Linked DNA regions of Homo sapiens: region 1 is linked to region 2. Evidence: read pairs that join two places in POLR2A ChIA-PET (ENCODE). Cell type or tissue: OCI-LY7. All regions are shown on one strand. Each heading gives the region's core, and the rest is flanking DNA. Links, peaks and the distances in the headings are about the cores only.

Region 1 (5,385 bases), core at 67-5,066, 400 kb after region 2:
GGCTTCCTTGCCTCTACATGCCTTCTGGTGGCTTCCACCAATTCTTGTCGTTTCTTGGCTTGGAGATGCATCACTCCAATCTCTGCCTCCATTTCCACAGCATTCTACCTGTATGTCTGTGTCTACATTTCCCTTTTCTTCTCATAAGGATACCAGTCACACTCAATTCAGGTCTCACCCTACTCTAGTATGACCTCACCTTACCTTCATTTCATCTGCAAAGACCCTATTTCCAATTAAAGTCACATTCACAGATACCAGAGATTAAGATTTCAACATAAATTTTTGGGCAATGCAATTCAACTCAACACTTTATGAGTCAACTTATTCAGGCTATAGGCTCCAGTTATTCAATCAAACACTAATATAGATGTTGCTGTGAAGGTAGGTGTTGTTAAAGTCTATAATAGTTTGGTTTGTGTAAGAAAGATTGTCCTGGATAATCTGTGTTGGCCTGATTCAAGTAATTGAAAAGCTTTAAGAACAGAACTTAGGCTTCCTTGAGGAAGAGATTCTACTTGTGGACGGCAGTGTCAGCCCCTGCTCGAGAGTTTCTGTCGGCCCTTCCTGAGGGCCTGCTGTACAGATTTCAGACTTTTGTAGCCAGCTGCCACAATCACGTAAGCCAGTTCCTTGCAATAAATCAACATATATCCATATATATTTACATTATTTCTAAATATATATGTTATTAAAAATATATAATATGAATTTATTATATATTCATATTAGCTATGTATATTGATTACTAGTTCTGTTTCTCTGGTGGAACCCTAACTGATACAATACTTAAAGCAGTTACTACACTTCTTGACATCAAGATGCCCTCATGTAGAAATCATTTGCTGACACCTGCACTATTGCTTCCAGCATGGTCTAGGGATTATGTGCATGGGCTCTGGAGTTAGGCAGCCTGGGCTGAAAGCTTGGCTCCACTGCTTACTGGTTCTGTCACCTTATGCAAAGTAACATAACTTTTCATTGCCTCAGTTTCCATATCTGTATGATGGTGAATAATAATAATATCATTTTATAGAGCAAATAAAACTTGTTAATATTTAAAGCAATTAATGCCTGTTAATACTTATTATAGAACCAGTAGTTTTGTTGCAGCCAACTCATACTGGCTCAGGAAAGCCAATTGTGATCATCCCTACTCAACACTACACTTAGCTTTCAAGAACTTTGGTAGCCTGAACATGGCTATGGTGGGAATATTTACACTATGGAAATTGGCAAGCACTGCAAGTCAGGGCCTCTTTTTTTTTTCCCAACTCTATTACCAGCATAACATTGTTAATACTAGTGTCTGATAGAAAGTTAGCTCTCTGTAAATAGTAGTGATTATAACAGGTAAATTGCAACAGGAAAAAAAAAGCGGGTAAGATTCATTCCTATCCTCAAAAAGAGTGATTACTAATAATCCATATGGCCCCTTTGTACAAAAGGGACCCTTCCTTCAAGACATTTCACTAATATATGACAGGAAATCATCATATTAAATTAAATCTATATTATGAGTGGTGGCACCGAGAGTTATGTGGTGCATGACCTAGACAGCTAACTACACTTAGTGTTCCTACAAGAAACTACACCCACAGTCACTATTTCATTTTCCATCCTGTTTTAAAGGTAATTTTTTCCACTCAGTAACTATGTGAGTTGTTCCCCTATTTTCGTTTAATCCTCAAATATATCACTCTCGTGAATAAACTGCTTGAAAATATATTTCTTATAAAATAAAATATTTTCGATTCAAGGACATTTTGAAACATGTTTTCAGTGGTGAAAAGGACGTCTGCAAGAGGAACTGAAAGAGAAATAAACAGTCACTGGAAACACACGCTGAAGGCGGGGATTGGGGCACATATTAATAAAATAGCTTGAGTAAAATTGGATAATGCACAAGAACAGCAAAACAGAACAAAACAAAACCCAACAACGATGAGGAATTCATCAGTGAAGGGCTCGCGGAATGTTCTGAGAATAATTCTTCCTTGCTAATGCCCTCCAGTTTGCATTAAGATGCCCAGCAGTTCACCCTCCAGTCTGAGCCAGGCCAGCTACACAGGCTGAAAGTTTCTTAGGCCCTCGATGACGATCCTGGACAGGCACCCTGAACACAGCCTCCCCGGTACATTCTTAGTGCACTCACAGAATCTGCTGCTTCCCAGGTCTTTTGGATGTGAAATGAAACCCCAAGGACTGCTTTAACAAGGGGCAAAAACACATGCAACCAAAGCCAGCAGTTATGCCGAAGCATCCCGGATTCCCATGAGAAACTCTCTGGATCTAGTTCCTCTACGTCACATGAGTGTGCAAACAGGAGACTACAAGAGTTTAAAAATACTGGGACTGCTGGAGATTTCCCTGGCCATATATAGTTCACTTGTTTCACAGTAAGTTCAAAAGAGACAAAGGGAGAGGGAGGGAAAGAAAGAAGGCAACGGGCACTCAGCTTGAGTGAGTAGGGAACCTGATTACAATACTGTGCCACCTTCCTTCTCCCCCCAGCTCCGCCCCGGCACTCTCACCCCCAGCCCCCAAGGCTCCCTTGAGTTTGTTTTCTCTCAAGGAAGCTGCAGCCGAGGTACTCCTCCGCCATCTCTGGACATCTGCTTGGCTTGTCTATTTTCTGCTACAGGCAGAGGACAGGAAGGAAGAGTTTGTTTCCTGTAAATAGAGGGAGAGAAAATTACAGCTATTATTGTTTTGACAACGGAAGCCCTCCCTGAAACTTGTACCACGGTTCTTTCCTGACAGGCAGCAGGTCTGAGTTGCCGACTCTCGGCAGAAATTCCTCCCAAGGTGTCCCCGAGGAAAGCTGAAAGCCTTGATGGCTTTGCATTAGACGTCTAATGGCATAAGATGTAATTCTGGGCAATCTTGATATTGGGCTGTGGAAATGGAATGCAGCCTGTGTTTTGATGAATGTTTTGATACAAGCCTCTCCTACCCCAAGTGAGCATGCTGGATCCTGACCCTTAAGCACACACGCAGGTTTATGCAAACACACACCCCAGGGTGGAAAATGCCTTGATAAGGCAAATTATTTATGTTTATCTTTTTAAAATCACCCCCTGTTCCCTGCTCTCCCAAACTTTATTTCTTTTGAAGATTCCTCGACTTTTTACACTAAATATAGGTACATGTATATTCAATGCGAAGCTACAAAATTACCACTATATATAGGGTATCCTACCTTCTATTTTCAACATTTGATGTGTTCACATGTTGTTGGGAATGTATTTGACCATGATCCTCAGACATACATTTGTAATTTTTGTAAGTGTTAAATTCATCTTTTACCTGATTGGTATTGGATATCTTAAAAGAAAGGAGGCAAGGAGCTAACCACCACTATTGGGTTGGGAAACAGAAGAAAACCTACTATTAATACTCTGTCCACTTACTAACGAGAATGAGATTTGTTACTCCAAGGGATGATTATCTCCTACTGGTAGGAGAAATAAACTTAATTGTGATGATTGAAACAGAATTCTTTTTTAATCAAATATATTAAGAAGGGGTTGTTTAGATTTATTTGATGAACTTGCAACAATAATAGAACTCCTGACATAGGATTAAGTTAATGAGATTATTTTTATTATTGGCTATCTGAATACACCACCCTTTGGTTGTCCTCACTCACTGGCTGCTCCTTTGTAGTATTGTTTGCTGGTACCTTGTCCTCTGCTCTATCTGCAGATGATAGTATGTCCCGAAGCTCAATGCTGGCCCCTATTCACTTTTCCATCTAGGCCTATGGCTTCAATATCTATATGGTTTCCCAGTTTGTGACTCCAGGCTTCACCTGACACGTGAATGCCAGGTTCTTAGAAGCTACGGCATATCTGACACATCCACTTGGCTGTCTAATAGACATCTCAAACTTCACATGCCTAAAACCAGACTCTTGTTTCCCCATCCCCAAAGCTGCATCCCATCGCAATAATTGCTACCGCCATTCTCCTAGCTGCACAATCAGGAAGTCATCCCTAATTCTTCTTTTCCCCATATCTCCCTATCCAATCTACCAGCAATTTCTCTTAACTCTACTGCCAACCTACATCCTCCATTTGTCTATCTTTCTCCAACCCCACTGCTACTATCCTAATCGAAGCCGCCATTGTCTTTCACCTGGACTACTGCAGTAGCCCCCATCTGATAGCTCCACTTAGAGGCTTGCACAACTCAAATCTTTCCACACAGAGCAGCTAGAGTGATCTTTTGAAAATGTAAACGGGGACATGTCATTTCCTTACTTAAAGCCCTTCAGTGGCTTCCCATCAAACCTCAGAATAAAATCCAAACACCTCACCTTGACATAGCCCTGCCCCTGATTATGTCTTCTGCATAACATAACCCCCTTTACTCACACACTTTATCCATCTTTCTCTTCTCCAGAGAATGTTTCTCTCCCTAGAACCTCTGCTGAGAATGCTCTTCCCATGGAATTGTATGTCCTTGGCTTCTTTTGATACTCAGGTGTGAGATTAGATCTCACCTTCTAAGAGAAGCCTAGTGCTTTTCTCAATTCTTTCTATCATTGAACTTATCACTACTTGGTGATTTCTTATTTATTTACTTGTTTGTTTTCGTTTCCCTGCAACTGTATCATAAGCTTATGTGAGCTGAGGCCTTGTCTTCATGTCCAATGTTGCAGCCTAGTGCCTAGAAGAGCCCCCCTCTTCTAGTGCAGTGATGCTCAATGACTGTTGAATAAATGACAGAACCAATAAACATACTACTAGGAGCCCTGATCTGTTCTGGGATACCTGGAAAGACTTTCCTGAAGAATGTTGTCTGAGTGGAATTCTGAATGATGCACGGTAATCAATGGGAAGAATTCAGGGAGGAAAACAGGAGAGAAAAGTGTTCTAGACAGAGGAAACAATAAGTGCAAAAACCTGGAGTTGAGAGGAGCAAAGTGCATTGGTTACACCTTCATAGTAAGAAGGTACCATGTTTGGAGTGCAAGAAGGGGGACAGCAGTGTAAGCTGAAACTTACAGAAGTATTCCGGACTTCTAGGCCAAGTTGGGGATTTCAGGCTTTACTTTGAGAACTTCGGAAAACCATTGCACATTTGAACAGGCAGGTGGCATACTATTTGCTCTCCAAAAAGTTGCCTTTGGCTGCAGTGTAAAAAAAGAGGATGGGGTGGAAGTCAGTGTGGCTGTTGTCCTTCCTGCCATTAGACGGCTGCTGCAGTAATTTAGAGGAAAGATTATAGTAATTTGGACTAAACTAGTGGCGAAGGAGATGAAGAAATTAAAATAGATTCCAGAGATATTTAGGAGGTAAAATAAAATAGTGGCGTTTAATTAGATAAAAGTAGAATGATGAAGATGGAGAGAGATGGAGACGTTAAGCTTGAAGCACA
Region 2 (5,385 bases), core at 303-5,302:
AGCTCAGGGTTTTGAACGCTATCAAAATAATATGCTTATTTATCTGCAAAACACAATAGCAATTAGGCAGCACGAGATTTCCCCATTAGGTCGTTTATTCTCCTCAGCTGTTTATTCCATTTGCCTGTCCCTTGGTTGAGCGCCTTGTCTGTCTATAACCGAAAGTGCGTTTCGGGTCAGAGAGACAGAAACAGACACAGGAAACCCTTTAAAGCGCCCCCGCCGACTTAAATACGGTAGTGGATTGGAGGTGGGGAGGTGTAGGGGAGGCGTTATGTGGAGAGAAAGAAAAGAGAAAGAATGAGGGAACGGCGGGATTTCAAGCCTCCCCGCCCTTCTGCGACAACCTTTTCAGCGAAAGGGAAGGCTTAGGAAGAAAAGATGTCCGCGCGTAGAGCAAACCGCAGTTCTTTCCTTTCTTTTTGAAGGATTTGTACCATGAGTTAATTACACCAAAAGATACGAGGGACTTTATTAGAAAGGAGATGCCGTTAGGAAAGAAAGGCCAGGACGGCCGATCTAAAGGGAATGGAGAAGGGAAGACTCAGACGCCCTCCCGAAATTGGTGGTCTAGCCTGTGTTTTGTGCTAAATGTTATTTAACTTAATGGCGTGGGAGTGAGATGTTGAATGCAGAGATCTGGAAATACCAGATTTAGTGGTCCTGTTCCTCCTCCCCGACTCTTTTCACACCCATTTAATAAAAAGTTACAGTTTTTACACCCGTATTGATAAATTTGGCGATGTTGGCCAAGTATTATCTCGCCCCGCAGATTTTGAATTTTGTTGCACAAACCGATGAAATGATTGCTTTGCTATAATTGTAAAACTTTTTTGGAACGAACCTGGATTTTTTTTATGCCTCTTCATCTACTTTTTGCTTCATTAGAGCCCTCTGGTTTTCCAAGATCGACTGTCACACTTTGTTATTTGTTGCTTCTCTAAATCCTTTGAGATGCTGCTCGCAGCTACGTAAAAAACGTTGGCCACTCAGGTATTTGATGGGCTTAGAAAGTCACCAAGATGTGACACCATTTAAAAGTTTTAGCTTGGTTTCTCAGTGAAATAAGGGCATCTCTGTTAATTAGAAAACTTTGTGTTAGTCTGAGATGCCTAAGAGCATAGTCCAAATTGAAAATTCCAATATTTTGCCACATCTGAAATATAATTATTTACACAGCCTTCTCTTTCAAAGGGAGGACAAACAGGTTGCCTTGAGAAGAGCTATTCTATTTGCAATTGCTGGGGCAGGTGACAAACACGTGTGTATCTGTGGGCAGCCTTGTTGGGCTGCCTTCCCTGACTACAAGGCTTTTGTGAGCTGGTAACGCCTTAAAATGTGTGAGAATGCTGCGCCCTAGGAGTGGAGGCCAAGGGCAAGATCCTTGTACATTTCAATACCTTTTCCAACATCAGGCTGGCAGCAGGCAGGCCAACCTAGGGTCACTGTGTGACACATATTTGCAAGCCAGTAAAGCAAAACAAAGCTGAAAGCAAGTGCAAATTTAGGCCCACCAACCTTGAAGTCATCCCTGAAAGGGAGCTGCTTTACTAGTTAATTTTTCTTGCCCAGTCAGCCACACAAAATGCATTGTATTTCTTGGCTTGCCCCAGTAATTGCGACTTACTTGTTACAGCAGAAGCTTCAAGGTAGGAAATCTATGACCCAAAGCTCTCTCTCGAAAGTTAGAATGTTTAAACTGATCTTTAAAACTGTTGTTGAGGGGCAATTTATTTAAAAGCTTTTATTTTATGGTGTTGTTAGTGCTTAGCATGCCTCAGGATAAAGACTAGTTTTATTGCAGGACCCTTGAGAAGAGGGGTGTATAGCAAGTAACCAGTTTTCCGTGTGCCAGTAAGCAACAGTGAGAACACTCAGTGTATTAGCTTAACTTTTTGTGGGAGTTAAATTGATGTTGGCAGGCTTTGCCTTTAAGGAAGTTCTTTTAAATTTCCATTTTCTTGAAGTTGGTTTGATTGGCAGATTTCCCCCCTCTCTTAAGGATACAATGAAACATATTCACTTCTCTTATGAAAATATTCTTTTAATAAACTACATTCCCATCCCCTAGAAAAATGCCCAGCACACAGTAGGGGTACAATAAATGGTTTCAGATTAATTTCTTGTTAAAATTAATGAACTCTCTGCTTCTTTACTTGTATATGTAGAATTTACACTCATTGGAATAATAAAATAGAAGTAAGCAACCGTGCATTAAAAAGCTATGAAAAGATGAAGAGAATATGCCTTCAAATGGGAAGGAATACTTAACTGTGAATAAGACCTAGTTCAACATGGAACTTCCTGGTGGCCAAGTCAGAAGAGAAGCACAGTGAGTTTTCTAACTTTCATAATGAGAAAAGAGAAAGCACACTGTTTTTCAAAAAAGAAAGTTATTACCCAGTCACTGAATTCTAAAAGAACTTCATGCTTGCCTTGTTCATGGACTTCAAATAATTTAATTATTTAAAATAATTATTTTGTCTAAAATTCTCATGTGTCTCTGTTAATTATAACATGAATAATAGCATTTACATTATGCATAAATGAAGACAATAGTATATCTTCTAATAGCTGTATAAACCATCTACTAAGCTGTCAAGATTAATTGACATTAATAAAACCACTGTCTCACAGAGTTCCAAAAATATGGATTCTCTGTAAGAAAGTTTCTTCTTTCAGTGTCAGAAGAAAAAATTAAAGATTCCTGGATCTGCTTGTTTGGCATTATTTGATAAAAGTGAAAGAAAAGAAGAGGCTCTACAGGTTTCTGAAATATCAAATGCTGTGGAAATATTTAAGGCTAAATGTCTTTTCCACTAGACTACAAATAACAGCTATATTTTCTCAACACTTTTATTGAAATATTTTTATTAGATGTGTGCACATTTTTGCCCTTATCTGATTATTTTAAAATTGGCAGGTGACTTTCTGGGGAAAAAACCTTCATAGACTGGAAATAAGGAATTGCTAATTTTAGATTTACTGTGGAAAAAAATACAGGCTATTTTTAGACCTCCATATTTTACAAACTTATTGAAATATATACTTTACAAGAAACAGAAACATAGCAGTTTTTTTCCCTAGACGGGACTGGATTGATTCTACTAGAGAAGAATTTGACTACATTTTTCTGGATTTAGCCTTCAAAATAATTTAATAATATATTAGTATATTGAGAATATTGGACTGAAAATTTTTAGAGACCGATTTTGGTTTTGAATAGTAGCTCCTTACATTTCTGGGACATGAATACTTCAAAGAAACGAATAGTTTCTTGAGGAATTGCAGTATTCATTAGGGCAACACAATCTCTTTGGAAACCAAATGTCATGCTGCTTAGCAGAGAACAACCATGCTCAACTGCACAGTGGAGAAGGGCAGTGTACTGTGCCTTGAATATGGAAGAAAGGGACACTGTACATTTCCACAGCACTTTTAATCTGAGAATCCTAGGTCATTATTGAATCATGTATCAAAACTCACAGCGCTGCAGGATTTACTTGTCAAGGCTGGCTAGCAGGATTTTGCTAGAATAACAGTTGTAATGGGAACATTAATAAAGCCTGAAAATAGAAGACAAAATATGAATAGAAAATAGAAGACAAATATAAATGATGTATGTGGGTATATACTTGTCTGTCTGTCTATAGATGTAAAAGGCAGAAAATAATGAACGGTTTTATAATTAACATGACTTGTTAGTATATGAAGGACTAGGGTAATATCTGTCAGAAGACAGTAGTTCAAGTCAGAGAGGAAAATGCTGCATTTTGTAATTAAACCACCATTTGCAAAACAGAGTTTATATATTATATGTATTTGCATATTTTCTCTATTTTTGAAAATTGCATTCACTTTATTTCAGTTTATTTTATGTTTTGTCGATTCTATTGTCTGTGTTTTAAATAACTTTCTTTATGCAGTTTTTAAAATGTAGACCTTTAGAAAAACAGACTAGTATTTTAAACCTCTTGGTGTGATGGAAATAAAATTTTTATACTAAAGGGTTGGGAGAATGATTTTCTCTGATGTTCAGGTAGTACACCTGAAAAATCATGTCCTCTTTGCATGGACCCATGAAATATTGCTAAATTAGATAGTATACTTGTGAACATAGATTCTAGTTGAGATGAAAAAGGCTCAATTCAAATTTTAACGTTTTAATCATAAATTTATTTCTGTGCAATGTGAATTGGAAAAAGAATGTCCATTCTTTAATTTGATAATGAACACTTTGTTGTTATTCAAAAATGTAGTTTGAGAACTAATAGGAACATCATAGTGGGGACTACTTAAACAGAACTGTGGGAGAAATGATCAGAAAATGAAACCAAAGAGCTATGGACAGAGATAACTGACAAACTGTTAGTGTGTGCACTTGAAAGTGATAAGACTAATTTTCATTAATCATGGCTTGATTTTTCAGACTGTACCTCTCTTCATTCATTCATTCTCATTTCCATGCCACTAAAATATTGAACACCTACCTACGTTGAGCAATACTGTCTGCTAAGTAGTGTGGTGGTACCTGGTGAGCAAGATTTAATTCCTGCTCAGGAAATAGCAGGGAAAATAATACGGGAGTCTAAACAAACAACTGTTAGACAAGATAAGATGTGTTCAAGGCCAAAGTAAACAGCAGACTACATGCCATCGGCACAAAGAGAGAGAAGGTTCCTTTTTAAAGGAGAGTTCAGCAGTGATAGCTCCAAACTTTTTGTATAGAATTAGAGGCAGCAATCCTGTTGGAGGGCCGGGAGTGGCCCAAGGATTTTTGTTGCCAAACTCCATTTATATAACAAACACACTATTTTTACTTAGATATTACATTTATTGGAATATCTTTCTATTGTTCTTAAACTTTATAGGTATCTAACATCTAATCTGTTCTTTGGTGCAATTATGGGGTTAAGGGGAAAAGTGGCCTTGAGCAGGGCCTTGAAGGATATACCAAATAGCTACAATTGTAAGTAGACTTTCTTGGAGAGGGACCAGCATTTACAAAGAGACACAGAAGCTGAAGAGTGCATGTGATTCTTAGGGAAAGATGGATTATTCTTAGTTGGAATGAGGGGAATGGAAGGAAAGAGCAGGAGAGAGTTGTCTTGGGAAAATGAATTAGGCTATAGGCAAATCATGGAGGAGCTTGCGTTCTGAGCAGGGTATCTTCTTGAAGTTATTTGAGAGCCACCGGAGGTTTTTAAGAGAAGTGACAGGTTCACAGCTATTAATTCATTAGATATGCTTGTTCAATCTAGCCAAGTTTCTTTCTTTTTCTAGTTGTCACTAAATCAAATTGAAAACATTACAGTAACAGAAAAATTCCAGGACAATTTGCATTGGTAAATGGAATTTTTGATATTTTTTGTTTCTCAGTGCAAG

The links. Peaks named below come from ENCODE experiments on the same cell type or tissue, not always from the same donor. Only the 100,000 strongest peaks of a DNase experiment are listed, where the experiment ranks them.
Region 1: POLR2A ChIA-PET joins it to region 2 with 6 read pairs; 3 of 35 experiments call an interaction of 5 or more read pairs at or near these places.

Annotation. Positions count from the first base shown.
Region 1 is chr6:125,343,527-125,348,911 of GRCh38, reverse strand. LOC107986640 (a long non-coding RNA gene) reads right to left here and starts at 2,393. Exons shown (of 3, transcript XR_001744328.3): 1 at 2,156-2,393. In OCI-LY7, for the core only: a CTCF peak has its summit at 1,610; DNase peaks (open chromatin) are centred at 1,551, 1,821, 2,081 and 2,591; H3K4me3 peaks cover 1,629 bases; H3K27ac peaks cover 2,072 bases.
Region 2 is chr6:125,741,849-125,747,233 of GRCh38, reverse strand. The region is part of intron 1 of HEY2-AS1 (HEY2 antisense RNA 1); the gene reads left to right. Among named protein-coding and RNA genes, the nearest start is that of HEY2-AS1, 4.9 kb to the left of the region's middle. RefSeq lists an enhancer at 1,218-1,885. In OCI-LY7, for the core only: no CTCF peak of the experiment used is centred there; no DNase peak of the experiment used is centred there; H3K4me3 peaks cover 212 bases.